Regions from separate parts of the Homo sapiens genome. Here region 1 is linked to region 2. A link is a loop called in an ENCODE intact Hi-C map of the cell type or tissue named here. Cell type or tissue: mesothelial cell of epicardium. All regions are shown on one strand. Links, peaks and the distances in the headings refer to the core of each region. The heading gives the core; the rest is flanking DNA. Region 1 has its middle 34 kb from the start of ZNF202. Region 2 overlaps GRAMD1B (GRAM domain containing 1B).

Region 1 (15,530 bases), core at 3,883-11,882, 80 kb after region 2:
GCATGGAATGTTTTTCCATCTGCTTATGTCCTCCCTGATTTCCTTGTGCAGTGGTTTGTGGTTCTCCTTGAAAAGGTCCATCACTTCCCGTTTTAGCTGTATTCCTAGGTATTTTATTCTCAGTGGCAATTGTGAATGGGAGTTAATTCATAATTTGGGTTTCTGCTTGTCTGTTTTTGGTGTATAGGAATACTTGTGATTTCTGCACATTGATTTTGTATCCCAAAACTTTACTAAAGTTGCTTATTAGCTTAAGAAGCTTTTGAGCCGAAACGATGGGGTTTACTAGACATAGGATCATGTCATCTGCAAACAAAGAGAATCTGACTTCCTCTCTTCCTATTTGAATACCCTTTATTTCTTTCTCTTACCTGATTGCCCTGGCCAGAACTTCCAACAGTATGTTGAATAAGAGTGATGAGAGAGGGCATCCTTGTCTTGTGCCAGTTTTCAAGGGGAATGAGGGAGGCTAATTTTCTAATAATAATAATAAGATAATATTGAAGATTTGCTTGGTTCCAGATATTTCCATGAATGCTTTACATGTATCAAGTCACAATCTCAGAAAACCCTATGAAAGAGTTCATATTATTATCCCCATTTTATAGATGAAGAGACTGAGGCACATGCCCTACAAAGACCTAAGCTGGGAAACCCACTACCTTGAGTGTTTTTGTTGCCACCTGAGCACAGGGATCTCAGATTGACATTGCAGTTTCTCAGCATTCCACCTCCAGGAAATGTTTTATTTCACAACAGGCCAATGGGCCACGTGACTGAGGTGTTCTACTGAGAAGGGGCGGGGAGCAAGGAGTCTGAGGCTCACAGGCTATAATGGATGGAGGAAGAAAAATTAGAGAACTGGGTTTGGGGGCAGAGTCCTTGCCGGCCTTGTGAGGCTGTGGCTGGGTCTGATCTCATCTGCTGTAAGAGCTGGTCCTGAACTGTGTGGTTTGAGGCCTGGGCAGTGGTGAAGGCAGGAGGACTCACAAATCAACCAGGCTGTTGAAAACCCCAAGGAGCAACAGTACGGGCCAAAGGCCAGAGGTCTGAGGTCTGGGTTCTAGCCCTGGCTTTGCCATTAACTAGCTGTATGATTCTGGGCAAATCGGTTCATCTTTCTAGGCCCAGTTACTTTTTTTTTTTTTTTTTTGAGATGGAGTCTTGCCTTGTTGCCCAGCCTAGTGTGCAATGGCGTGATCTGAGCTCACTGCAACCTCTGCCTCCCGGGTTCAAACAATTCTCCTGCCTCAGGCTCCCAAGTAGCTAGGATTACAGGTGCCTGCCACCACACCCAGCCAATTTTTGTATTTTTAGTAAAGATGGGGTTTCACCATGTTGGCCAGGCTGGTCTCTAACTCCTGACCTCAGGTGATCTGCCTGCCTCGGCCTCCCAAAGTACTGGGATTATAGGCACTTTTTTTTTTTTTTTAATAAATAAAATGCAAGTTTTTTTTTGTTATTGTGGTGATTGTTGTTTTTAATCTCCCAAGTGTTTTTGAACCCCATCATTCTGTGGTTCTATGGCTTTACTGCCATGCCAAGCAAGTCTCAGAATGTTGGCACGCTGACCATTACTGCTTCCCTCCCTGCCCTCCATTCTTTTATAAAGGCCAACCAAAGATAACCATGCTGGTCCTGTGCTGGGCTAGAACATTCTCTCCTCATAACATTCGTAAGAGATAGACATTATTTTGATTTTATGGATAAGGACTCATCCAAGTACACACACCAGCAATCCACATTGGGAATTCTAATTGAGGCTTGCCTCTAAAATCTAGGTTGTTCATGAATATGTGACATGGCTTCTCTATTTTATGTTGGTTTCTATTGGCCACTGGCAAATACTGCTCTTTTTAGGGGCTGGTGGGGTGGTGGGAATGGTGTCTGAAGTGGAAAGAAGGCACTAGGTTTGGACCCATGCGCCACAGAGGCCCTTGGAAGGGGTGCAAATGGCATTGGCCTTGTGGCTCCAGTCTTTTCCAACTACTGCTCCAAGTGGGGCAACGAATGCAGATTTTCCTGCTAAGAACTTGCAGAGAATCCCAATAGGTTGTACTTCTTTTAACGCATAGAGTTTTCATGTGCCAGCAGCTGCCATAACACAAACACAGTCCCTTACTAACTGCTCTCCTAGGTCGCTTTTCCTGCCACGTGGCCTCCCTGCCCACGTCCCCTGGGAGGTGGCCGGAAAGCTGAGATGGGGGCGGCTGCAGTTGCTGCCTCTGGCTGACGTTCAGCTGCAGCAGGCAGGGTTGTTCAAGCTTGGAAGAATCACCACTAAAATGATTTGGGTTTGTGGTGGGGAAGCGGAGGGCAGTCCCTTTTAAGAGTTTCCTTTCACATTCCAGCCATCCACCCCCTGAAATCTTTCAATCATCCATTCATGTATTCATTCAAAAATTATTTAACGTGTTCTTTTTCTGTGTCAGGCACTGTTCTAGGCACTAGAGATCCAGTGGTGAACAAAAGAGGCATGTTCCCTGCTCCCAGGAAATTAATGTTTTAATTGAAGGGTCGGGGGGGATTTGGAGATAAGCAATCAGACAAATAAATACATGATATAATGTGAGATAGTGCTGAGTGTCTCAAAGAAAATGATTATATGGAGCCAGAGAGTGACAGAAATGCTGTTTTAAGCTGGGTGTCAGGAGAGGTCTCCCTGAGGAAATGACAGACACTGAGACGTAGTCAAGGAGCAAGCTGTGGAAATCTCTGGGGGAGAGTGGCCCCAAAGAGGGAGGAGAAAGTGCTAGGTCCTGAGATAAGAAGGGGCATGGCACTTCTGATGAGCAGTAGGAAGCCAGTGTACCTGGAGTACAAGGAGCAAAGCAGACGTAACATGGAGTTGCAGAGGCAACACAGACCATGTAAGGGCTTGGGATTTTCTTTTATTTTTGAGACAAAATCTCACTGTCACCCAGGCTGAGTGCAGTGGCATGATTATGGCTCATTGAAGCCTTTTCTCCTGGACTCAAGCAAACCTCCCACCTCAGTCTCCCAAGTAGCTGGGACAACAGCTGCATACCACCACTCCTGGCTAATTTTGTCCTTTGTGTAGAGGCGGGATCTTGCTATGTTTCCTGGGCTGGTCTTGAATTCCTGGATTCAGGGGATCCTCCTGCCTCAGCCTCCTAAAGTTCTGGGATTACAGACATGAGCCACCGTGCCTGGCTGGGATTTTATTTTAAATATGATGTGAAGCTGTTGGAACATTTTGAAAAGGGAAATGACACAATGAGATTTATGTTTAAAATTATCTCCGTGGCCATGGAGATTGTAAGGAGCTCAGGGAAGGAGCAGGGAGATCCATTAGGAGGCCATTGCAAAAGTCCAGGCCAAAAGTGAGAGTGGCTCAGGCTCATGATGGATCCAGGTGGACAGAAGTAGCAGGATTCGGGATTTTTACAAAGATAGAACCAATAACATTTGCTGATAGATTGGATGTAGGTTGTGTGAGAAAGACAGCAGTTAATGATGACCCTCAGGTTTTTGGTTCTAAGGGCTGAAAACTGTAATAGGCTGAATAATGGCTACCCAAAGAGATTCTGTCCTAACCCCTGGAACTTGTCACATTTGAAAAAAGAGTTAATTTTACCTTACATGGTAACAAATCTCATTAAATATTTTGGAATTATTCTGGATTATCCAGATGGGACCAGGATGCCATTTAGTGTCTCTATACAAGAGAGGCAAAAGGGAGATGACACACACCTGAAGCAGGATGCCACGTAAAGGTGAAGGAAGGGTTTGGAGCGATGCAGCCACAGCCGGGGAATGCCACACCAGCAGCCACCAGAAGCTGGAAGAGGCAAGGATCAGCTTCTCCCTTTGAGCCCCTAGAACAGGGGTGTCCAAACTTTTGGCTTCCCTGGGCCACATTGGAAGAAGAATTGTCTTGGGCCACACATAAAATACACTAACATTAATGATAGCTGATGTGCTTAAAAAAAAATCGCAGAAAAGTCTCGTTATGTTTTAAGAAAGTTTACAAATTTGTGTTGGGCCGCATTCAAAGATGTTCTGGGCTGCATTTGGCCCAAGGGCCACAGTTTGGACAAGCTTGCCCTAGAATGAGGGCAGCCGTGCCAACACCTGGATTCCAACCCAGTGAAATGGGTTTTGGACTTCTGGTTCCTAGAACTAAGAAATAATAAATTTCTGTTTTAAGCCACCAAATTTGTCATAGCTGCCATAGTAAAAGAATACAATGCAGGAAAAGATTCAGCAAAGACACCTGTACCAAGACAAAGGCCATCGGTATATTAGGCCACTCGTAAATGAAATGGGACATTGAGAAGTGGACAAGAATCACAAAAGGTGTGGGAAAAACCAGGAACTTCTGTTGGAGGAGAGGGAGGGGCTGGTAGAAAGAGTGGAAAGAGGGGGAGGAGCTGGCATAAGCTGTTGTCTCTGGGCTGTGGCGCCTTGGCCAGATAAGCATCTTACCTTAGTGCTGAGACAGGCCTACAATTCAATCCAAGTTGGATTTTTTATACATTAATTGAGCTTTGCTGAAACTGTGCTTTTCTTCTTTCAAGTCTAAATTCAAGTCTTGAAATGATTCCTTGGCTGAAATTAGATGGTTTTCCAGTGCTGGTTTCTTTCTACTCAAAGTTGTCTTTCATTGGCTGGCAATAACCAATTATTTGTGTGATTTGTTTGCATTTGGATTTGGCCTGATTCAACAGGGCAAGCAGACTAGTCTCCCTGTCTGAATCCCCACCTGCCAACCCACCGACACCATCCTTTCTTGGAGTTCCTGTAGCCTGGAGTTTAAGGCCTTTTTATGTATTTGAGGGTACAATTTTCATAAGAAGTAATTTTTTTTGCTTTTTTAAAAAAATAATTTATTTATCTAAATTTATTTATTTATTTTGAGACAAGGTCTTGCCATGTTACCCAGGCTGGTCTCAAACTCCTGGGCTCAAGCAATCCTCCTGCCTCGGCCTCCCAAAGTGCTGGGATTACAGGTGTGGGCCACTGTGCCTGGCCGATAGTTTCTTAAAATTACTGCTTTTCAGTTACTTTTTTCATATCCACTTATCCTATTCGAACAGCAGTATATTCTCTGATTTTTAAAATAACTGTTGTGTTGAATTTCCTAAGCTCACTAAAGTCAAGGGACCTCTTGAAGTTCATTCTGGGTGAGTATGGGTTCAAAATCAGTGCTCCCTCCACTCCCTAGAGCCATCTACACAGGCAGAGAGCCTACTCTATCTTGGCCAGGACATGGTCCTAATATTTGCTGCCAAAATCCCTTCCCTTTGAATTTGCTTTTCTTAGACCTCTGTTCCTTTCCCTGCTACCCTTGAGCTGTTGGCTTGTGGTGTGTGTTGAATGTATCTTTTCCTGTCTCCACATGCCCACCTCTCCCACCCCAGTCGACCAAGATCATGCCAATCCCTTCTAATTGACTGACTTTTCAGTGTATTTTAGAGGCAAGCTGGGGTGGTGGATGGGACACTGGGCTAGGAGTCAGGACTCTACCACACAGTGGCCTGAATTCAGTTGCTGGCTCTGCCACTTACTTCTGAGTGGCCTCAAATTTTGTAACCTCTCTGGTTAAAATCAGCTGTTTTCCAATTGACCTTAGCCCTGGCCTTTGCTAACATTAAATGAGTGTTGTCACCACTCTAAGCTTTAATTCCTTCACATAGAAAATGAAGAGATTGGATAGACCAGACAATTGCCACATCCCCTTCCAAATCCAGGATTCTATAGTTCTAGTAGGAAGCAAGGAAACAAAACATTTCAGTTTATTGTTTGGTATAAATGAATCATCTTCTTCTTTGAAGTCCTTGTTAATCAACTTTCCCATAAGCCAGAATTCATCACTCCCACTGGGCCTTGTGAAAATGGGAAAACATCTGAATAATGGACTATTGCTGGGGCTTTGGAACCACACTGACCTGTCTTCTTCCTCGGCCGTATGCATATGATGGACACCTGGACACGGTACTTAGCACCCTAAACATCAGCTTCCCAGTTTGTAAACTGGAGTTAGTAACTGAGCATCCCTCACAGAGTTATTGTAATGACTAAGTGAGATAATTTATATGTAGATAAAATGCCTTGCCTCTAAAAAATATTCAGTGATGTTAAGCTATTGCTTTCTTTTTATTTACTTGTTTGTTGAAATAATTTATATGTGGTGAAGTGTCCAAATTGTATACACCTCAATAGATCTTTACATCTGTATATACCTCTGTGACAACCCCTAGAACAAGATACAGAACATTTCTAGCACAACAGAAGGCTCACTTCTACTCCCTTTCAGTAAATATCCAACTCCCACCAAAGTAACCAATATTCTGACCTTTATCACCATAGATTAGTTTTTCCTGTTCTCAAACTTCATCTATGTATGTATGTATGTATGTGTGTATCTATCTATCTATCTCTATCATCTATATCTATCTCTATCATCTATATCTATCTATCATCTATACCTATCATCTATATCTATCATATCTATCTATCTATCTATCTATCTATCTATCTATCTATCTATCTAATTTTTGAAACAGAGTCTCAGTCACCCAGGCTGGAGTGCAGTGGTACGACCTTGGCTCACTGCAACCACCACCTCCCAAGTTCAAGTGATTCTCATGCCTCAGCCTCCTGAGTAGCTGGGACCATAGGCCTGTGCCACCATACCCAGCTCATTTTTGTATTTTTAGTAGACAGGGTTTTGCCACGTTGGCCAGGCTGGTCTTGAACTCCTGATGTTAAGTGATCCGCCCACCTTGGCCTCCCAAAGTGCTGGCATTTCAGGTGTGAGCCACCACACCTGGCCACTTCACATGAATATAATCATACATTATGTGATCTTTAGAGTCTGGCTTCTCTCAATCAATATTATATTTTTAGTGAGATTCATTCATGTTGCTGCAAGTAGCAATAACATTTTGGTCTTCATTGCTGTATAACATTCCACTTATTGCATACCACAATTTATTTATATACTGTACTATTTATGGACATTTGAGTTGCTTCCTTTTTTTGCTGTTAAAAAAATAATTTTCTATGAGCTACTTACCCATGTCTTTGGTTTATGTAAGCACTCATTTCCGTTGATATACACCCAGCAGTGAAATTGCTAGGGCATAGAGTATTTGTAAGGTTAACTTTAGTAGATCCTACCAAGCAGTTCTTGGTAGTACAAGCAGTGCAAGTGCTTGTAACAGTTTACATTCCTCCCAGCAGTGTGAAAGGTTTCCAGTTGCTCAGCTGCTTCACCATCACTGGGTTTTCTGAATTCTTTTCATTTAGTCATTCTAGTGGCAATAGGGTAGTATCTCATTGAGCTTTCAATTTGCATGTTCCTGATGACTAAAAATGTTGATTACTTTTTCCTGCGCTTTTTGTCCATTTCGATATCCTCACTTGTGAAGTGCCTATTCAGGTCCCTTGCACCTCAAAAATGTTAGCTATTATTTTGTATCATACTAATTGTGCTTTTAAGTTATCCGTATATCTATCTACTCTCCAAATAGATGATAAGCCCTTTGATATGCAAGGTCTGTGCGTCACTCATTTACGAATTCTTAGTGCCTAACGTAAGACTCATGTTATACATTCGTTGAATACATTGTCAAACGTCTAGGACTCAGCAGATCATGGCAAAATGTCGCCATCTGGTGTCTGCAGGGAATGAGATGTGGAGGATGCAAAGCCAGCTGGCTGGATAATTCATTGTTTTCCATGTGAGCTTTCTCTTATGTACGATTTAAAAAATATGTATATATTGCAAATTGCCTCTGCATACTTGATTTTAAAAATATTTTCTATATGTACTTTCATTTTTAAAAACTCAATTTAAAGTGCAAACTTGTGGAACAGAAAAAGTTCCACAATGACTAAATTCTTTACTAAACAATTACTAAACAATTCACTAAACTAAATTCTTTAGTAATTGTTTACATTTTCAAGAGTTGGGTGCTGTATTCATAGATGAAACAATAAGTACTTACTATATTCTAGTCCTGAAGTTTATTCAAGAGATATAAGGTGCTCATAGGCTAGTAAGGAAGAAACAAAAAAATCAGCCTGGAGTATTATAATAAATGCCTTAAAATAGGTGTTTGTTCGTTCATTCGTTCACTCACTCATTCATCATTCAACATATATTATTGAGCATTTATTCTGTACCAGGCATTGTCACAGGTACTATAAACCCAAACGTGTGTGTCCTAAAGTGTGACTGCTCTAAGAAAACCTATAGTAAAAATATATATATAATTTTTCAAGGATTTGGAACTTTGGTATATTTTCCTTTGAGTATAAGCTGCTGTAGACGGTAGGCCATGTGAGACCCCAGCTTCTATTAGGGTTACACATAGAACAAGATGGCCCTAGTTGAAAATACTTTTCCATAAAGTGTACTGAGGTGGGGAGGAGGTGGCGAACTTCACTGCTCTTCTCAACTCTTTCTTCCCTCTACTCACTGCTCCTCAATCCACCACCAAGACAAATGGTAACAATGGATTGATCAGGTTTATTTGTTTGTTTTTTGAGACGGGGTCTTGCTCTGTCACCCAGGCTGGAGTGCAGTGGTGTGATCACAACTTACTGCAGCCTCAACCCCAGGCTCAAGCAATCCTCCTACCTCAGCTTCCTCAGTAGCTAGGACTACAGGCATGTGCCACCATGCCCAGCTAATTAAAACAACATTATTTTGTAGATATGGGGTCCCCACCATGTTGCCTAGACTGGCCTGGAACTCCTGAGCTCAAGCGATCCTCCCACCGCAGCCTCTCAAAGTGCTTGGATTATAGGTGTGAGCCACCGTGCCTGGCTTGATCAGGTTTAGAAACATTGTAGTGCCCATGGGTAAAGTCTCTGTCCAGGTTACAGGCTAGAGCTCACATGGGCGTGACCTCCCAGTCACTGTCACACTGTTGGAGGACATAGGCTGGGGTGGCAATACGCTTCTGATAAAGGCCAGTAGTAGGTGTCTTAGGCTGGCAATATTTTAAGCACTGGGAGATATGATACTGCACCTTTCCTCTTATACTTTTTTTTTTTTTTTTTGAGACAGGGTCTCTACCACCCATGCTGGGGTGCAGTGACACTATCATAGCTCGTTGCAGCCTCAGCCTCCCAGGTTCAGGCAATCCTCCTACCTCAGCCTCCCAGATTCAGGCAATCCTCCTACCTCAGCCTCCCAGGTTCAGGCAATCCTCCTACCTCAGCCTCCCAGGTTCAGGCAATCCTCCTACCTCAGCCTCCCAGGTTCAGGCAATCCTCCTACCTCAGCCTCCCAGGTTCAGGCAATCCTCCTACCTCAGCCTCCCAGGTTCAGGCAATCCTCCTACCTCAGCCTCCCAGGTTCAGGCAATCCTCCTACCTCAGCCTCCCAGGTTCAGGCAATCCTCCTACCTCAGCCTCCTCAGTAGCTGGAGCCACAGCTGTGTGCCACCACATCCAGCTAATTTGAAAAATTATTTTGTAGAGACGGGGGTCCCATTATGTTGTCCAGGCTGGTCTGGAACTCCTGGGCTCAAACGATCCTCCCGCCTTGGCCTCCCAAAGTGCTGGGATTACTTGGGTGAGCCACTGCGCCTGGCCTCCTCTGATGCTTCTTGTGAGCAGATGTATTCTTGAATTTCTTCACAGCAGTTCACAAAAAGTGTCTATGACCTCATCACCCAAGTTTTTTTTTTTTTTTTTTTTTTGAGATGGTCTTGCTCTGGCACCAGGCCAGAGTGCAGTGGTGCCATCTGGGCTCACTGCAACCTCCGCCTCCCTGGTTCAAGTGATTTTCCTGCCTCAGCCTCCCAAGTAGCTGGGATTAACAGGCACGTGCCAACACGCCCAACTAATTTTTGTATTTTTAGTAAAGATGGGGTTTCACCATGTTGGCCAGGATGGTCTCGATCTCCTGACCTTGTGATCCGCCAGCCTCGGCCTCCCAAAGTGCTGGGATTACAGGCGTGAGCCACCGCACCAAGCCATCACCCGACTTTTACACATTCTCCTAGACTTCTTCTGACATTACAATGCAACAAACATTTATTTATTTCCTAATATAAACCAAAAATTCTGCTAGATGTTGGCAAAAAACAATGAAAGACAGTGTTTGCCTTCCAAGAGAAAAGGTAACAGATGATTAACATATGTAAAGGGCTATGACAGAAGTATATGAAGGAAATATGAGAGCTTGCTTCTTGGATGAAGTCTTAAGAATAAAAAGGAATTATCCAGCAAGAGTGGGTAAGAGTGGGGGATGGACAATAGGAGCTGCATGAGCAAAGGGCATGCATGCAGAGCTGTTTGCATTCCATCTTCAACATGCTGGGAAGCTTTTAACCTGAGAAGTAGCAGATACAAATAAATATTTTAAAAATTTATTGGCAACCATATGAAGGATGAATTATGGCATGGTACCATTGGAAGCAATAATTCTGTTAGCATGCCATGGTAATAATTCACATGGTGTAGCCTCAGTCAATGCACTGAAAGTGAGGGAGGAGAGATGAGAGAGGGGCACAGATGCAGTTCGTTAAGGTTAGTTTAGAATTAGTATCACTGATAGATATGAAGAGCAAGGGAAAAAGAAAAATCTGGGACAAATCATAGGTTTCTGATTTAGGTCAATGGTGGCCAGTCACTTTCAGGAAGAAGAACAGATGCTGGGGTACTGGCTTTAGTGAGGGCACTAATCCCTTCCCCCTGCCCATTCCAACTTATATTCACTTCTAGAAAGGATGAATGGGATTTTGGTGTAATAAGAAGACAGGTTGGCCAGGCGTGGTGGCTCATGCCTGTAATTCCAGCACTTTGGGAGGCCAAGGCAGGCAGATCATTTGAGCCCATGAGTTTGAGACCAGCCTGGGCAACATGATGAAACCCTGTCTCTACAAATAATACAAAAAATTAGCTAAGTGTGGTGGCACATGCCTGTAGTCCCAGCTATTCAGGAGGTTAAGGTGGGAGGATGGCTTGAACCCAGGACATGGAGGTTGCAGTGAGCCGTGATCATACCGCTGCACTCCAGCCCAGATGACGGAACGAGACTCCATCTCAAGTAAAACAACAACAACAAAAGGTCAAGAAATTGAGCATGGTGTTGTGTTTTTCAGCACCTCAGGCATTCTGATCACTTTTACTTACTTGTTTAGATTGCTCATGTCAGAGTGCCGCAAGTTGTATACATTGCCTCACAGCTTAATTGCCTATGAGGAGTTTGGGTCCAAAAACCTCACTGGTTAGCAGTAAAAAGCTTTCAAAAATTTATAATTCCAGACATTTCCCTATTTCCACCGTTTTGCAGAGTTAGAGTCCCTGTGGACTGAGCGAGCTTCCAGCACTGGGAGTCGACCTCTAGTGGTAATTCTTTAAACTGCAAGTCCTGACTTTGGTGATTTGGCTTATTTTGCCAGAACCAGGGCAGCTGAGTTCAGGTTTTGGTTACAATTAATAAAAAATGTTGGCTTCTAAGAGATCTATTAATATCTCAGTTTTACTTATGAGAGGCCTTAGAGATATGAAGTAAGATGAACTCACATGCCCAAGGTCATACAGCTAGTAAGTGATGAAGGTAGGATTCAAATCCTGGTCCGTAGGTTTATTAATCCAGAGCCTGTGCTCTTAACCACTACCTGTTCTGCCTCTGTTGTTACTTGAATCATCTCTTTAGGCAAAGTTGACCAATCTTTTTCTTTCTTTCTTTCTTTCCTTCCTTCTTTCTTTCTTTCTTTCTTTCTTTCTTTCTTTCTTTCTTTCTTTCTTTCCTTCTTTCTTTCTTTCTTTTTCCTTCCTTCCTTCCTTCTCTTTCTTTCTCTTTCTTTCCTTCTTTCTTTCTTTTTCTTTCTTCTTTCTCTTTCTTTCTTTCTTCCTTCCTTTTTTTGTTTCTTTTTTTTTTTTTTCAAGTTCTCACTCTGTCACCGAGGCTGAAGTGCCACTGTGGCCTGATCTTGGCTCACCGCAACCTCCTCCCAGGTTCAAGAAATCCTTGCATCTCAGCCTCATCAGTAGCTTGGACTACAGGCATGTGACACCACACCTGTCTAATTTTTGTATTTTTGGTAGAGACAGGGTTTTGCCATCTTGGCCAGGCTGGTCTTGAACTCCTGAGCTCAAGCAATCCACCTGTTTCAGCCTCCCAAAGTGTTGGGATTACAGACATGGGGCACTGTGCCTGGCCTTGACCATCCCTTTTATATGCTCTCTAATATATCTACTGTAGCACATCTCATACATTAGAGACCAGTCTTTCCCACCAGTTCATGAATTCCCTGGAAGCAGAGCTCTTAGTAAGTACACAATGAATGTTTAATGAATGGGCAGATATTATAATCCTACTCTCAGACTCTTTTAATTTTTTTATTAGACTTTAAGTTCTGGGATACATGTGCAGAAAGTGCAGGTTTGTTACATAGGTATACACGTGCCATAGTGGTTTGCTGCACCCATCAACCTGTCATCTGCATTAGGTATTTCTCCTAATGCCCTCCCTCCACTTGCCCCCGACCCCCTGACAGGCCCCAGGGTCTGATCTTCCCCTCCCTGTGCCCATGTGATCTCACTGTTCAACTCCCACTTATGAGTGAGAATATGCAGTGTTTGGTTTTCTGTCCCTGTTAGTTTGCTGAGAATGATAGTTACAAGCTTCATCCATGTCCCTGCAAAGGACATGAACTCATCCTTTTTTATGGCTGCATAGTATTCCATGGTGTATATGTGCCACACTTTCTTTATCCAGTCTATCATTAATGGGCATTTGGGTTGGTTACGAGTCCTTGCTATCGTGAATAGTGCTGCAATAAACATACATGTGCATGTCTCTTTATAGCAGAATGATTTATAATGCTTTGGGTATATACCCAGTAATGGGATGGCTGGGTCAAATGGTATTTCTGGTTTTAGATTCTTGAGGAATCGCCGCCCTGTCTTCCACAATGGTTGAACTAGTTTACACTTGCACTAACAGTGTAAAAGTGTTCCTATTTCTCCACATCCTCTCCAGCATCTGTTTTTTCCTGACTTTTTAATGATCGCCATTCCAACTGGTGTGAGATGGTATCTCATTGTGGTTTTGACTTGCATTTCTCTAATGACCAGTGATGATGAGCTGTTTTTCATATGTTTGTTGACCACATAAAATGTCTTCTTTTGACAAGTGTCTGTTCATATCCATCGCCCACTTTTTGATGGGGTTGTTTTTTTCTTGTAAATGTGCTTATGTTCCTTGTAGATTCTGGATATTAGCCCTTTGTCAGATGGATAGATTGCAAAAATTTTCTCCCATTCTGTAGGTTGTCTGTTCACTCTGATGATAGTTTCTTTTGCTGTGCAGAAGCTCTTTAGTTTAATTAGATCCCATTTGTCAATTTTGGCTTTTGTTGCCATTGCTTTTGGTGTTTTAGTCATGAAGTCTTTGCCCATGCCTATGTCCTGAATGGTAATGCCTAGGTTTTCTTCTAGGGTTTTTATGGTGTTAGGTCTTATGTTTAAGTCTTTAATCCAACTTGACTTAATTTTTGTACAAGGTGCAAGGAAGGGGTCCAGTTTCAGTTTTCTCGCAGACTCTTATAGCTAGCTATTTACATAACATCTCCACTAGAATGTCAAATAGACATCTCAAACATCCCATGTCCAAACTACACTCCCGATGATGCTAAAGAGATGTATTCCACCTACTATCTTTCCATCTTAATCAATGGCGTCCACCTTTGCCCATTTACTCAGTCCAAAATCATACAATTCTCTTTAACTCATCTTCCCCACCCCCCAACAAATCTCACATTTACTAGCAAATCTTGTTAATTCTATTTTAATTATATGATTTGAACTCTACCTTTTCTCATCATTTCCACTGCTCTGCTCCTTATCCAGACTGTGCATGTGTTTCGCTTGGATTACTGTGTTAGCCTGCCAAGTGGTGTCTTAGTGGTCTCTTCCTGAACTGCCAAGAATCTATTCTCAGCTATCAGCATATTTATAGTTGTGAGATGATATGTGAGTTCTTTGAACAATACCCTCTAGTGGCTCCCCATCTTAATCAGAATCAAAGACACAATTGTTCCAAGCCCATGTATCTGGCTCCTCATTGCCCCTCTAAGAGCATCTCCTATTGCTCTCCCCTCTCTCTCCGGGTTCTAGGCTCACCAAGCACACTTCTGTCTCAGGGACTTTACACTAGCTATTCACTCTCTGGAATGCTTTTTCATGAATAGCTGTTTAAATTGCTCCTCCAACTCTTTCACATCTTTGTTTAAATGTCACCTTCCCAGTGAAGCCTTCCTGGATTATCCCCTCACCCATCCGTGGAACTTCCTCTCCACTTTCCTTGATTAATTTTTCTTCTTGGCAGTTTTTTTTCCTTTTAATATGTGATATAATTTAAATAATGCTTTATTTTGTTGACTGTCTTTCCTCACCATACTATAAGCTCCATGAGTGTGGGGATATTTGTCTCTTTTGTTTACTGCTACTTCCCTAACACCTCCAACAATAGGTGTTTATTACATACTTTCTGGATGCATGAAAGAAAAACGAAGAAACTCATCCCTCAGTACAGGAACTGTATGTTCTGAATGATTGCATTAGGTGTGCTCTATACATTTTTGCCTCTCTTAACAGTCTACAATTCCTTGACTCTGGGGCCTTCTAGTTGGTATGCCCCCTATTAAACTACAGGCAGATTTTTATTAAGAAAATTCACTGCAGTAAGTATTTATATAGAGCAATAATTATTTGTAACTTTTTGTTGGTCAGTTTAGCAACAAAGCTTCCTATGCTTAGCAATTACGTGCAATCATTTTCCCTGTTCATGTAACAGTCTTCTCATATGAGAATAATGGATGGAGCAGTATTTTTATTTAGATTGAACTTTCGCTGTACTCTTTATGATAGTTCTGATCACAGAAAATGATTACTCCTCCACCATGTCCTCTCAAAAAATAAAAAAGTTGACTAGTTGAAACTCCCAACCCACTCTTCAAAAACAAGAAACACAAAACAAAAACCTACCAGGAAATAAACATGAATATCTAAGGGGATGTGAGGGTGTTGTCAGTTCACTTTATTAATCAGCTTAACACAATCCAGCCTAACAAAATAAATTAGAGCTTAAGTCAAAGCCACAAGGGGTTAAAGTGGTTGTAGGAGGTTTGAGAAGGGCCATTGAGCCAGATGTTGTGTCTAGTCAATCTCAAGCTTGCTGCACAGTTAAAGCCGACCATTCTACCTTCCCTAATAACACTTTAGTTGAACCCTCAAATCCTCCCAGAAGTCCTCCCTAGTTATTATTAACCAACCCCTTCTCTCAATTCCTAAGTCCAACTCTTCTCTTCCTGAGCCCATTTCTTTATTCCACATCCCTCATTTTCAGATGATGACCACAGCATTTACCACAGGAGAAAAAAAGAGAAACCATCAGTCACAGATTGCCTTAATTTTCCTTCCTTCCCCCTTCTATGAGCTGAACACATTTTGTGTTCACCTGAACATCTTTTTCTTTTGTCCCAGAATGAAATATTTTTCAATGCTAATCCCTTCACCTGTGCTTTTGATCGTATCCT
Region 2 (14,602 bases), core at 1-8,000:
GGGTGAGGAGGCTCCAGGGCATGAGCTAGAGTGGATATTCCTCCCCTAGAAGAGGAGATGGGAGGAAATGCAGTTTCATGTAATCCCTGTGAAGAGTGCCTATGCCCACAGCCCAGTGGGTCCTTGTTCAGTTCTTGTCCAGGCCTTTGGGTGAGGGACACTGGTAGGGATCAAGGCTCATGGGCTCTGAGCCAAAGAAGGAGGCATGGTGCAGACTGCTGGAAATCTCCCCCTTGGCACAGCCAGAAGCCAAAACTATTCCCAGAAAGTTTTGAATGCAAAACTTGTAGATTCCTGAATTTATTCCATACATAATTATTTCCTTAAGTTATTTAATTATTAAAGGTGCCACGGTGGGACCTTTGGGATGACTTAAAAAGGGTTCTTTGTTGGGAGTCAAGTGACAGAGCAGACCTGGCCGCAGGGAGTTGTTCTGCTTCTGCTTTACCTCTCAGGACCATTCCCAGGAGGAAAAGGTGGCAGAGAGGGCAGTACTGAGTATGTCAGAAGAGCCCTCCTGGTTTTTTAGCGATTTGAACCCACTAGACAATGTGTGCACATAGGGAATGTCCTTTAAGAATCATGGATCTCTTGTAGGCTCTCTGTGTTCCAATAATTTTTTGACTATCATACCAGGAAAAAACCAACAACTCTATTCATTCCCAAACAAAATCTCTTCCCCCTTAGTCAATAGCTTGCGAAAGACATCTTAACTCACCCTTGCAGATAAGTCTTGGAGTGAAACAAATAAATAGCATTGTATTCCTGGCCATTTGCCTGGCTAGTTGCTGTCTACAAGGGAGCATCAAAACATCACTACTTCTTATGTAACTTCTTCCAGCCAGTGCTTTTATTGTTCGTTTTAGTTTACTGGGGACACACAGGAGTCTTTCTGTAATGACTTATGTGGTAAAATGTTTGAGAGTTTGCACTCAATTTTAAAGAATTTGCAGTTTCTAACAAGGTGAAGAACAGCTATAGGATCTAAAGTTCCATTACAGCTTACTGTGAAAGAATTGACAAGACTGGCCTCAGACAAGCTAATCATGGTGCGACTCTCTCCCTTCCTCATCCACCTCTTTGGGGACAAGAGGATTACATCTCAGGCCAGCAAGATCAGCTGCTTGAAGCTCTGTGTAAGAGCACTGCACTGACGGTTTGGAGACCTGAGCCTGGGTCCTGACTTTTCCATTGACTAAGCTCTGTGGCCTTGGGCAAGTCACTCCCCCTCTCTGAGCTTCAGTATCCTCCTGTCACAGGAGGGAGTTGGGCTAGATCATCTTTAAGGTAGGTTCTAGCTTTGACATCATCTTGGGGGTTAGGCCAGAGGCTGGGAAGACTGGGTGGACTTTCTCAATTGCTCTGCCAGGAGGGAACAAGCCCAGAGGCTGAAGCTTCCCAGTATTTAGAGGTGTGGTAGGGCAGTGTCTGCATTCCCAGGAGACCCAGGGTGATTAAAATTTATTCTTTAGGTGGCTAGGAGGGCTGGGGAGGCCCAGTGGAAGAGAGAGAGAGAGAGAGAGAGAGAGAGAGAGAGAGAGAGAGAGATCGAGCTTGATGTATTGCTCAGTATTCACTTAGAAGGGTTTCTTTCTCTTTGGCCTAGTTTGTGAAGGGATCTTCCTTTGGACTTTCTCTAAGTTGGGAGAAGAACATTCTTTTCAATGGAGCTCATCTTCTATCTCTAGGGTCTGTTCAGCCTTTCATCTATCCATCCTTCCTCTTTATTGGTAGAAGAAACAGTGGAGAGTAGCCACTTCTGGTTCTAGCACTTCTCTTTTGTTAAGATAGGGTTTGGATTTAGTATGAAGCTTTGGCTAAAACCCTTGGGTTTGCCTTAGAACACTGACACTAAGAACCTGGAATGACATGGGGAGGACAAAGAGAGCTCAAGAGGAATGCTTTGTGAGAAGTGGATTCTCTCCGTGTCCCTGCCCCCCACCCAAACTTGAACTATACCTATTACATTTCCAGGCAGTATCCCTAAGATGAGATCCTGGAGAAAGGACTAGGGGAAGTATCTTTCTGGATGCTTGTGGTCCCAGAAGGGTACTTTCTGTGTCATACCATGCCACTTCTTTAAGCTCTTCAGGGCAGCCAAAGCCAGCCCTTTTCTCCTACTGCCCCCAGGAGAAATAGCACTCTTCTCCCTTCCCCCAGATGGCAGGGCTCTGGCCTCCCTACACCTCATACCCTGCCTGCCTCCTCCAGGAGGAATCTCCGGGGCCCCTTCCTGACTCTCCCCACCTTCGCCACTTGTCTCTAGGCTATGGGACAATCATCCCATTCACCACTTGACATCCTTGACATCCTTGACTTTCATTCCCCCAACCTCCAGCAGGTTGGCCCCAATCCTCTTCACCTCTGTGTTTTCTTCTAGAAGATGCATTTTGGGTCTGAGAGGAGCATTTTCCTGGAAGGCCATCTTTTAAGGCCCCTGCTTGCTGTCATAGTGCAGAGCAGAAACTTGCACACTATTTAGAGAGCTCCCTTCCCACCTCTCTGCCCAGCCTTGTTACCTCACTTCTGCTCTGGCCATGGCTGTGAAGGGCCCAGCCAGCTCCCTGTTTTGATGTTCTGTGCAACAGCTCCGGGGTCTTGTGACTGGAGATCCTCAACAGGCCCTGGAGCCAGGACTGGAGTCTTGGCAGCTGATGAGCAGCACCTTGCCGGCCAGGAGGAGCTGATGCTGACGATCTCCCCAACATCTGAAGGCTTAAAGAACATTGTCGTTCTTCAGCCCTCCTTGCTTCTCTCAATACAATAAGACATTGCAGAAGCAAAAGGGTGGCCTCTGCTCCAGGCAAGGCAGCTGGCTCTGTCTGGGGCATCGGCCTGGGGCTTGGGTGCCACGTGCTGAGATTGCATAGTCAAAACAGCCATTTTTGCCAACAATAGCTTGTGGCTCCCCACATTTTCCTACCCTGCACTCAAGGGCCAGACCACTCTCTGCATGGACCAGACCATCTTCCCAAACCCATGGTGCTTTTTCCCCAACTCAACCTAGACTCCAAGGTGGGGAGGGATGGGTCAGAGGCCATAGTGGCCCCTGGATAATCCTGACGTGGGGTGGAGTGGGGTGAGGCAGAGGGAGCAGCCCCAACACCTGCACTGGGCCATCTATGGGAAAGAACACGGGTCGAGTGCAGTCGAGTTGTCTGGCCATCTGTATTTGGATCTATAACTGTACTTTGCCTGGCGCTGTGCGCAAGGTCAGAAAACTTACTGCTAGTACCTAGAAACACACAAGGCTGCCCAGCCAAATCTTAATGTAAAGTAGCTAGAGCCATGGAAGTACAGTATGAATTAAAAAGAAAAAAGTATTGAACTACAATAATAAATGGTGTGCGTGTTTATTGCTTGATCTATGAATGCTCGTCACCTCAGATGTTTCTGGTCTTCCCAAGTAGGCTCACAGCAAGTCCTGAAGGCATGTGTTTGTAGGCACGCTTATAGACACACACGCACACACACACGCACACACGCAGCCATCCACCTTCTCACGGGAGGGAGGGAGGCCGCCTGATCAACTGGAATGGATAAATTTTGGAGTCAGACCTGAGTACAAAGTATAGCATCACTGTTTACCAACTGTGTGGCCTTATGCCCCATCTGTCACTCCAAGCCTCAGTGTTTCAGAGATAATACATTTAAAACACACATCGTTCTTGGTATGGCTGCTGGTATTATACTAAAATATTTTCTTTTGTTTTGAGATTCACTGTCACCCAGGCTGGAGGTAGTGGTGCATTCATGGCCCACTGCGGCCTTGACCTCCTGAGCTCAAGTGTTCCTCCCACCTCAGCCTCCTGAGCAGTTGGGGCTACAGGCACACACCACCATGCTAGGCTATATATTTTTTTTAGAGATGGGGTCTCACTATGTTGCTCAGGCTTGTCTCAGACTCTTGGCCCCAAGTGATCCTCCTGCCTCAGCTTACCAAAGCGTTGGGATGATTTTTAACCTTTTTTTTTCTTTGAGATGGAGTTTCACTCTTGTTGCCCAGGCTGGAGTGCAATGGCATGATCTCAGCTCACTGCAACCTCCGCCTTCCAGGTTCAAGCAACTCTCCTGCCTCAGCCTCCTGAGTAGCTGGGACTACAGGTGCCTGCCACCATGCCCGGCTAATTTTTGTATTTTTAGTAGAGATGGGGTTTCATCATGTTGGCCAGGCTGGTCTTGAACTCCTGACCTCAGGTGATCCACCTGCCTCGGCCTCCCAAAGTGCTGGGATTATAGGTGTGAGCCACCGCACCCGGCCGATTTTTAATCTTATGATGAGTAGTACTGTTGTTGCAGGAGATTGTGGTGGACTGTGAATCCCGATGATGGTTTCTTATAGAACTTTTCCCTCTTCGGGCCTTAACACTTCCAGGAAGATGAATGTTGAGAGACTGCTCCATGTTCTTCTTTTATGTTACCTAAACTGGTGGAGCTGAGAGCCAGATTGGCTCCTCCCTTCATTAGGTCAGCCTTGCAGGGAGCTCCTCGATGCCTGGTAAGGAAACTTGTTTGATGTCAGGCAAGAACATAAGTGACTCTTGTATTCCTTTGTATTGGGGTAGAGGAGGAAAGGGAAGCGGAGAGGCTAGATCACACATTTAGTGTGTGTTTAATGTAAGGCTATTACATGGTTTTCATTCTCATGCATATCCACAGATTGGGTATGGGAATTTGAAGCAGGCTGGGGTGCTGGGGGAAGCCATAGTCTATGGTGCAGACACACTTAGTAAGTAGAGCAAAACCAGAGACAGTGGTTTTCAGGGATACTTTATTGACATGAACAAGGAGTTTACTGAAAAACAGCACATACAGGCATTACGTTGTTGAGGGCTTAGGTGGTCAGGAACATTTCCAGAGTTTGGATTGTGTTCGATGGCAGTTCACAAGCCTGCAAGCACTCGGCCTTCAGCGGCCTCCGTCTCCATCACACACACTGCTCAGCAGAGGCAGCTCTTGCCAAGCCGTGACGCAGGGAGGAAGCACAGAGCATTGCTGGCTCTGAGGGTCAGCTGGCCTGGGATGGAGACCGAGTTTGATATATAAATCAGACTTGCTTGGAAGTGCTTATCTCCTGCGTCCTGCTGCAAACTCAACTAAGGGGGAGGAAGTGGGCTGAACTAATCATGAGCTGTCCACCAGCTGAGATTTTAGAGATTAAGTAAGGTTTGGATGATGCTGCTTTTCAGACCTGTGACTGCATGGCACACTAAAGGTCTAGGCTAGAGCTTGACAGAGTGGGTGCAAAAAGATGTTAGTAGAATGAGTGGATGATCAGACTGGCAAGCACACCAAGCACTATTCAGATACATTTGCAGTGACTAGGTGAATTCACTGAATTAGGGATTTTTCATTTACAAAATGAGGTGAGAGGAAGGCTTCTTTTGTTTTTGTTTTTCATTTTTTTCTTTTTTCATTTTCATGTTAAACTGGGAAAGGGGAAACTAAGATATATTCTGAAGTGTGTCTAGCTCTTGCTTCTCTTTCTTCCTGCAAAGATGCAGTGACACAGCCTTTTCCCTCAGATTTATGTGAGGAGGACTCACAGATTCTGAGATGGATGGAATTTCTTTTTTGATCCAATAATTTTGGGGAGAGAGGAGGGAGTTGCTGTCTCCTACTTCCCAGCACATTCCTGCTTTGAAAAGTAACTTTCCTAGTAATATTTCTAGTTGGACATCTAAGGAGAAACCTGCAACTCAGAAGGAAGTCTGGGTGTGTGGGTGTCTGGGAATGGAGAAACTAAAAGGTCATGCCGTTAAACAAGTGGTGAGAATAAAGGCTGGGGTAGGGACAGGCAGGGAGTGTTTGGGTTGGGGCTCTGATTCAAGACCGAGGTGACAGTGAAGGTCAGCAGGGCAAGGTGCTCTCAGGGCCAACTGGATTGAGCAATCACATTCATGGCTGTGAAGTAGTAAGAATGGGAAAATCAGATTGAGCCAAGCTTGGCCTTTAGTGAATTGTGTTATTGAGGATCAGACATGGGAAATATCCAGCACCAAGACAACAGATGGGGTTTCTAAAGTGATATTAATAGCCCTTGAGAACTCTTCTAAGCCCTTTAATAAGCAACATCATGCCAGATAAAGCTTCCAGAGAAACAGACATCTAGTCTGGGTCTTTCGTAGGATTATGGGAAGAGACAGGGAGGTGGGTGGAGATTGGAAGTAGGCTGGTGATCACAGTACCTTATTGATTTACAGTCATTATCAAATCTCCCAGGAAGGAGTTTAATTGCAATTCAGGAGAAATAATGATGTACAAACCAACTAGAAAGAGAACCAAAATAGGACTGACTCTCAAAGCACATTGCTAGCATCCACCAAAAAGCAAAGTGGTAGAGAAGCAGTGAGTGGGATTAGGGGTGAGAGAAGATGGAGAACATTAGGACAGGCAAGATAGGCAATGGTTAGATGGAAGCTAAAAAATAAGAAAAGGAAGCAGCTATGGTCTAAGTGGAAAGAGAACTGAAAGAGGAGTCAGAAGACCTGGATTCTTGCTGTCTACCTACCAGCTAGGTTTCCTTATAATTTAGTAAAGCTACTTAACCTCAGAGACCCTCAGTTTCTTCTTTTGTAATGTGACCTCACAGGACCAGTTATAGAGAAGAAATAAAATAGTTAAGTGAAAATACTTCGTAAACCATATAGTTCTAATGAAAGTGTCAAGAATGAGAAGAATGGAGAAGTTAGAAAAAGGAAGAGTGGGGAAGATAACCTGTCAAGGATAAATAAGTGATAGATACCATTCAGCTTCATTAAAAGCCACGCAAGCAGCATCTGAGTTGGGTTTTTTTAAAAAGAAGAGAAAAAGGCAATCATGCATACTGCCGGGTTCAACTTAGATACACGAGCTATTGGGCCACCGAGGAAAACGGTGTGGTAGTAAGCATCTTGCTACTACCGCAAGCTGGTGGCATCCATGAGCTATGGGACTGGAAAAATTTCACACTGAGGCCAATTTTTCTAACTATAAAGTTAAAAAGGTCTATATCCTCTCCCTTATTTCAGAGGGATTGTGTGGAAAATTACCAATAAGAAGAGTCTTGAATTTATTGCAAATATTTTCTTCAACAAAATCAGACTCTTTAATGTGTTAACGGTCTGGTTTTGGGCCAGGCACAGTTGCTCAGGCCTGTAATCCCAGCACTTTGAGAGGCTGAGGCTGGCAGATTGCTTGAGCCCAGGAGTTCAAGATCAGCCTGGGCGACATGGCAAGACCCCTGTCTCTACATAAAATACAAAAATTAGCCAGGCATGGTGGTGCATGCCTGTAGTCCCAGTTACCTGGGGGCTGAGGTGGGAGGATTGCTTAAACCTGGGGCAGTTGAGGCTGCAGTGAGCTGAGATTGCACCACTGCACTCTAGCCTGGGAGACAGAGTGAGAATCTGTCTCAAAAAAATAATAATAAATAAATAAAAATTTAAAAGTCTGGTTTTAAGTACTTTCCTAGGGATGGAAGAATGAAAAAAATGAGCTTTTAAGGTAAAGCCCTAAACCTATGGAATATGGTCTTTCCCTATAAAGGGAGGTCCCAGGTCTGAGGGACCTCTCTCTCGCTGAATCCCAGTCACCTTCATCTTCTTACATTCCATAAAGCATCTTTCCCCTCTCTTGTCCCTGGGTGCTGAAGGATGTCACACTTGGACCTGTCACTTAATTAAAATGAAACACGAGATATTGACTAAAGTTTTTTCCAGTTTCTCTGCTCCCTCAAAATCTAGGGGAAAAAAATCTGAAAATTATGCATTCATAGGCGAAGTATTTGGAAAGCACCTACCCATCCCTCCCCTCTCACACTGCTCATTTACTTATGATCCATCTCAGACTAAACATTTTTCTTAGTTTAAATATCAGTCTCAGATGCACTCTCCTTTTGGAGGATATTTCAGAGTCACAGATCTTTACATAAAGGAAGTTCTTTAAGTCTACCTCATGTTCTTCTCCCTGCTTTTTTGGCCAATTTCTAGTCATCTGAATCTATCAGAGTTGACCTCAGCCCAGTCCGTGCTTGTGAAAGAAGCATTGCCATAGACAAGTTCAATGTCAGTCTTTTCAGAAACAAAGTTATCCACCGGGCGCAGTGCCTCACGCCTGTAATCTCAGCACTTTGGGAGGCTGAGGTGGGTGGGTCATTTGAGGTCAGGAGTTCAAGACTAGCCTGGCCAACATAGTCAAACCCTGTCTGTACTAAAAATACAAAATTTAGCCAGGCGTGGTGGTGCACACCTGTAATCCCAGCTACTGGAGAGGCCGAGGCATGAGAATTGCTTGAACCCAAGAGGCAGAGGTTGCAGTGAGCCGAGATCACACCACTGCACTCTAGCCTAGGTGACAGAGTGAGACTCCATCTCAAACAAAAAAAACAAAAAACAAAACAAACAAAAACATCCATCCCAGGAAGTGTAAACTGGGCAGCACCTAAGGCTTATTTCTGCTCCAGTTTATCCTCTTAAGCCTCTTATTCAGTTGAGCCCTGTATGAGTCTTAGTTGCCTCCTGTATGTAAAATGAGGAATAATACTGGTGCACAGAAATTTTGAGAGGAAGAACTCAGGAATTTCAGTCCTAATGCCCAGGTGGTGTGCCCACAGGGAGGGCACACATACATTATCGCAATAGGATCAGGAACGTGTCCAGAAACATGTTGCATGACTTTTTAAGAGCCACTTAAATTACCATTGGTCCTTCCCAAGTCTCCTGTCCTTGTCTTCTTGGAGGGAACCTTAGAGACCCATCAGGATCTAGCTCTGGAGTACTAAGCTCCAGAGAGCATGTTAGTCCATGCTTCAGGATCTTTCTGTCACTGGAGAACCTAGACAGGCGTGCTTCACTCTGATGCTGTAGCAAAGTGGGCCATGAACCTGACAAAACTGACTTCAGGGAATCCAAGTTCATGACACACTTTTGCTTTAACCCGAACTAATCACTCCTGCTTCCTTCTATTAAGACTTCCATTCTCTTGCAGTAATGGAGAATGAACCAGTTCCAGCCAGTTAAGGGCAGAGGGAGGTGCTAACTCCAGCACTTGTACAAAGTCATTTGGAGCACAGGGGAGAAATCCAGTTGGCTTTGGAGTGTCTTGTTGGAAAACTAGGAGAGGGTGAGGTTGAGTCTATGTAGAAATGTTGGCTTCTCAGTTCTGGCAGAGTCTTATGGTGCGTAGAGGTCTGATGGAGTTAGGGAGTCAGAGGTGAAAGCTCAGAGGCAGGTGGATGTATGGATGAATGAATGAACAGAACAATGGATGCATGAAGGGAAGCGATGGGGCCCTTGGGGCGCCCTCCTGATGCCATTGACATTGCTGAACATGGGATGTCCAGTCCCTCAGGTGTTCAGGCCACCTACCAAAGATAAAATAACTCACTGAGAATTTCCCACCCAGTCCAGCCCAGCCCAGCCCAAAAATTCTTTGACCAAAGAAGGGAGTTGGAGAATCCTGTGCCTCTGTTACCATGGGCAAGTTCAGATTGCCTCGACACTCAGGTCAAAGCAGTTCACCTTCCGAAGCGCTGACATCATACAGAGCTTTCTGACTTAAAGAATTACCCTGAGGGCGGGGACCCCAGGCAGGGTAGACAGTGACCTAAGGGACCAAATTTAAAGTCACTTCAGTTGTGGGCAACAAAGTCACTTGTACAACCTGCCATCCACATCTGCCTTCCCCTCCCATGTTCCTGTAGGTCACCTCATGTCACACTGCTCCTGTTCTATTCCTCCACTGGTACCGCAGAGTTCTCCTTGTTCTCAGATGGGATGGCAAGGTAGTCAGACCTATAGAGGACACAGGGAAAGGGAATCAGAGCTTCAGTGCCCAGCGTGGGAACACAAGATGGGGAAGGAGCAGGGCACAGGAGCAAGGATCTACAGAACAGCTCTGCATTTCCTTCTGCTGTGTTTCTCAAGAGAAAAACAACCTTTTCTGCAGATTAAAATAATCATTTCCCCCATATATGTACACGAACACCCACCAGGAGTGTATAGCTTCTCATTTATCCAGGTTGTCTTCAGCATTTAGTTAGATTATTATGTTGGCCAAGGCTCATGCCTCTAATCCCAGCACTTTGGGAGGCCAAGGCAGGAAAATTGCTTGAGCCCAGGAGTTCAAGACCAGCCTGGGCAACATGGTGAAACCCTGTCTCTACAAAAAATACAAAAAACTAGCCTGGCATGGTGGCACGTGCCTGTAGTCCCAGCTACTTGGGAGGCTGAGGTGGGAGGATCACCTGAGCCTGGGAGGTCGAGGCCATGATTGCACCACTGCACTCCAGCCTGGCAACAGTGAGACCATGTCTCAAAAATAAAATAAAATGTTGGTCAAAATGACAGCTGTGAAATTATATTTTATAGTTGTTTCACATGTTTACAGGCTATTTGGGTTTCTGCTTCTGAAATTTGTTCATCTGCTTTCCAGTTCTTCTGAGATCTTTGTCTTTTTCTCATTGATTTTCCTTTGATGCTTTCATGTTTTGACAATTTCTCCCAATCTCTTGTTTGTCTAGGAATTTTGCTTATGGAGTCTTCTAATGAACAGCTGATTCTTTACATATAATGTGATCAAAATTATTTTTCCTCTTGGATTTGTGCCTTTTGTATTTTATTTGGGAAATCCTCTCTATTGCATGGTGATAAAGAGAGTCTCTTATATTCCCTTAATGGAATTTTCAAGTTTGACATTTTACTTTGTGTTTAAATCCCCTCATAATTTATTTTGGTTTAGTATGAGAGATGGGGAATCTAATTTTGTTTTGTGTTTTTCTTTGTTTCTATATAGATTAGGAATTTTCCCTAGACCACTTACTGGGCAGTTCATTCTTCCTTCAATCACTGTAACGTCATCTCTCTCACATATCAGGTTTTCCTACATGCATTAACCTGATTGGTGGCTTTTTGTTTTGTTTGTCCATTTCGTATGCCTGTGCAGTATCACAAACTCTGTATTCTGATAGCTCTGTAAGAAACCTTCATCTGGCTGGGCGCAGTGGCTCACACCTGTAATCCCAGCACTTTGAGAGGCCAAGGCGGGTGCATCACGAGGTCAGGAGATTGAGACCATCCTGGCTAACATGGTGAAATCCCGTCTCTACTAAAAAAATACAAAAAATTAGCCAGGCGTGGTGGCAGGTGCCTGTAGTCCCAGCTACTCGGGAGGCTGAGGCAGGAGAATGGCGTGAACCTGGGAGGCAGAGCTTGGAGTGAGCCGAGATCGCGCCACTGCACTCCAGCCTGGGCAACAGAGCGAGACTCTGTCTCAAAAAAAAAAAAAGAAAACAAAGGAAACCTTCATCTCCGATAAGACAAATCCTACCAACCTCTTGCAAATTTACTGCTCTTTCTTTGAAATGGTTTAGACCGAGGGTGGGCAAACTGTGGCCTAAGAGCTAAGGATGGTTGTTTGCAAACAAATAGAAGAACAATACATGACAGGGACCTATGGCGCCTGCAAAGCCTAAAACACTTATTATCTGGCTGTCCCTTGGTTAAGACTATTTTTGGCTACTTAGCCTTCCATGTGACTTAATATCAGCTTATTAAGTTCTTTGAGAAATCTAATGGGCATTTTGATTGGGATTTCATTGAATTTGAAGATCAATTTGGGAGAAAATTGTTTACAATTGTGAGGTTTTACTCTCCATCTAGTTACGTTTAAAGTCTTTCAGTAAAGGTTTCTAACTTTTTCTTTAAATGTCTTGTATATTTTTGTCAAATTTATCCCCGGAACTGGGGAGTACTTCTTGCTATTGTAACTTTAAAAGCATTTTAATATTTTAAATATTTAAATTTGTTACTAAATTTGTTGCTGGAATATAGGTGATTTTTATATTTTGATTTCTATCAACAATTTTGTGGAATATTCTTCCTTGTCCTAATAGTATTTTTGTAGATTCTCTTAGGTATCCTATGTAAATAGTAGGTATAGATAATGATAATTTAGTTTCTTCCTTTCCAAGTCTTTTTCTTCCTTGTATTTACTTGGTCTTCACCTAGGATTTCCAACACAATATTGATAGAAACAGGGAGAGGCAGTCTCCTTGATATGTCCCTGATATTACAGGCACTTGAGGTTTCAACACATAGATGATATTTGCTGTAGGGTCTCTTAGTAGCTGCCATTTATCACTTTAAAGATGCTTGGTGTTTAGGTGTAGATGTATTTTATTCATCCTGCTCAGGGCATATTATGCTTCTTGAATCTGAAGAGTCATCCCTCCCTCAGCCGTTCTGTCTCTGAACACTGTCTCTCCTCCATTCTCTGTTCTATTCTGTTTTTTTTTTTTTGAGATGGAGTCTCGCTCTGTCGCCGAGGCTGGAGGGCAGTGCCGTGATCTCGGCTCACTGCAAGCTCCGCCTCCCAGGTTCACGCCATTCTCCTGCCTCAGCCTCCTGAGTAGCTGGGACTACAGGCACCCGCCACCATGCCCGGCTAATTTTTTGTAGTTTTAGTAGAGACAGGGTTTCACCATGTTAACCAGGATGTCTCGATCTCCTGACCTCATGATCTGCCTGCCTCGACCTCCCAAAGTGCTGGGATTACAGACGAGAGCCACCGCGCCCGGCCAAAATGATGCTTTCTTTATCAAACATTTCTAACTGGTAATAGCCTAGACTGTTTTCGGTTTGCCTCAGCAATGTTGCTAGAAATCTGTGGGTTTTTTCTATCTTTCCTTTCCCCAGACAACCAGCCAGCATGATCTCTTAAGACTCTTTGTTCTTACAGACCCCACCGTTTCTCAAATGTGCTCACCCTCAAGTGACTAGAGTCTCTGAGCAAATGGCTAAGGTACAGGCTGGACTTTAGAGGATTAGAGTCCCCACTCTGGACATCTAAGCGCTGCCAGGCTCTAGGGGAAATAACATGTTGCTTGGAGCTCCTTTGCTAGCAAAGGGCAGTGCCCAGATGGCCTGAGGAGCTCCATGGTATAAAGCAAACAGTTCAATGAGATAGAAAGAGCATGGACATTAGCACTAGAGAGACCTGGGTTCAAATCTCAGCCTTTCCTCTTACCATCTGTGTGCCTTGGTAAGCTGCTATGAGTCGGCTTGGCATTTACAGAACGGTTATAATAATGTTACTTTTTTGTTGTGTTTTTGGGCTTTTATTGTTGTTGTTTTTGAAATGGAGTCTCGCTCTGTCACCCAAGCTGGAGAGCAGTGGCACGATCTCAGCTCACTGCAACCTCCGCCTCCCAGGTTCAAGGGATTCTCCTGCCTCAGCCTCCCGAGTAGCTGGGATTACAGGTATGTGCCACCATGCCCAGCTAATTTTTTATACTTTTAGTAGAGACGGGATTTCACCATGTTGGTCAGACTGGTCTTGAACTCCTGACCTCAGGTGATCCTCCCGCCTCAGCCTCCCAAAGTGCTGAGATTACAGGCGTGACAGCCATCATGCCCAGCCATAATAATATTACTTTAACGGGTTGTGGTAGCAGCTGATGGTCTTTGCCTTAGTGGTTAAGTGTGCTGGCCAAGAATCAACAGGCCTGAATTCAAACATCACTTTGTTTCCTAAGTGATGTTTGAATTAAGCAAATGTTTAATTTTTCGTAATGAATTAAGAGTTTGCCTTAAGCCAACTCTCCGAAATTCAGTGTTCTCATCTGTAAAATGGGTATAATAATGGTGCCTATCTCTTAAGCAGTGATCATGAAGAGGGTGGAGGATGAATGTAAACTGCTTAGCACCTCACCTGTGAGAGCAAGCATTCTGAAGGTGCTAGCTTTCATTATTACTTTGGCATCTCTGGACTTACGCGTTTTCTTGGGCTGCCTCTTCGGCTTTTGAGACCTTTCTGTAGCAATATATCATCTCGATGAGCAGCCACAAGGTGAGGAAGACCAGAAGGATGTACATCATGATTTCTGAGACCACAGAGGTGAAGTCCTCTCCAGCTGAAAGAAAGAGAATGAGGTTCAGAATATGCAAATCCAGCAAACCTAGAGCCGTCATTGGAGCCATATTTTTAAGTACAGCTTAAATAAAGACTGAGTAAAGAAACTCAAGAAGATGTCAAAGGTATTCCAAATCCTGACTCTCCCGCCCATTGGCTTTCTCACTGACTGTCATCAGCTGCTCAGGAGCCAGGGAAGAGGGAGTGGGATGCCTGGAAGAAGTAGCCGAGCAGTGGAAGGAATCCTGGCCTCAAAGTGAGATATCTAGAGCTGGCTGTCCATTTTGCTATTTACAGGTGTGTAAACAACCATTTCCCTTACTTGAGACTCAGTTTCTTAATTTGTAGGTTGAGGATAATAACACCAGTCAGGGGTTTGTGAATATTACATTATCTAATGTATTTCAGAACATCTTGTGAGATTAAAAGTCTACACAGATGTAAGGAACATGCCTTATTTCAACTGCCTCTGTCTTTTGAGCTGCCGGTGGTGGAGGGTGGTATTCCTGGGGAGAGAGCGTTGGAAAACTCATTCAGGGCCAACAAAGACAGCCTCCATGAGATATGCGCATGTTCTCTACAAGTCTGGGTTAGAAACAAGACCTTCCAGGTCATCCAAAACCAAACATAAATATTGGAGGATTTAGTGTATCAACCGCATTGTCCCCAGGGCTGTACTTTTGAAACACAGTTAGGATCCTGCCATTTCCCT

The links. Hi-C counts contacts between places; a loop is a spot of excess contacts. Peaks named below come from ENCODE experiments on the same cell type or tissue, not always from the same donor. Only the 100,000 strongest peaks of a DNase experiment are listed, where the experiment ranks them.
Region 1: a loop joins it to region 2, with 4 times the contacts of the local background. A loop is called at or near these places in 3 of 110 quality-filtered maps.

The regions. Positions count from the first base shown.
Region 1 is chr11:123,700,157-123,715,686 of GRCh38, forward strand. No RefSeq gene overlaps it. Among named protein-coding and RNA genes, the nearest start is that of ZNF202, 34 kb to the right of the region's middle. RefSeq lists enhancers at 1,674-2,174, 2,175-2,675. In mesothelial cell of epicardium, for the core only: CTCF peaks have their summits at 7,640 (motif pointing left), 11,317 (motif pointing left) and 11,519; DNase peaks (open chromatin) are centred at 7,635 and 11,318.
Region 2 is chr11:123,624,434-123,639,035 of GRCh38, forward strand. GRAMD1B (GRAM domain containing 1B) reads left to right here. Exons shown (of 20, transcript NM_001387025.1): 20 at 1-3,334. SCN3B (sodium voltage-gated channel beta subunit 3) reads right to left here. Exons shown (of 7, transcript NM_001040151.2): 5 at 13,753-13,891; 6 at 9,688-9,773; 7 at 4,755-9,343. The coding sequence ends at 9,710. It overlaps LOC124902777 (a long non-coding RNA gene), which reads left to right and starts at 14,106. Exons shown (of 2, transcript XR_007062929.1): 1 at 14,106-14,187. In mesothelial cell of epicardium, for the core only: no CTCF peak of the experiment used is centred there; a DNase peak (open chromatin) is centred at 4,968.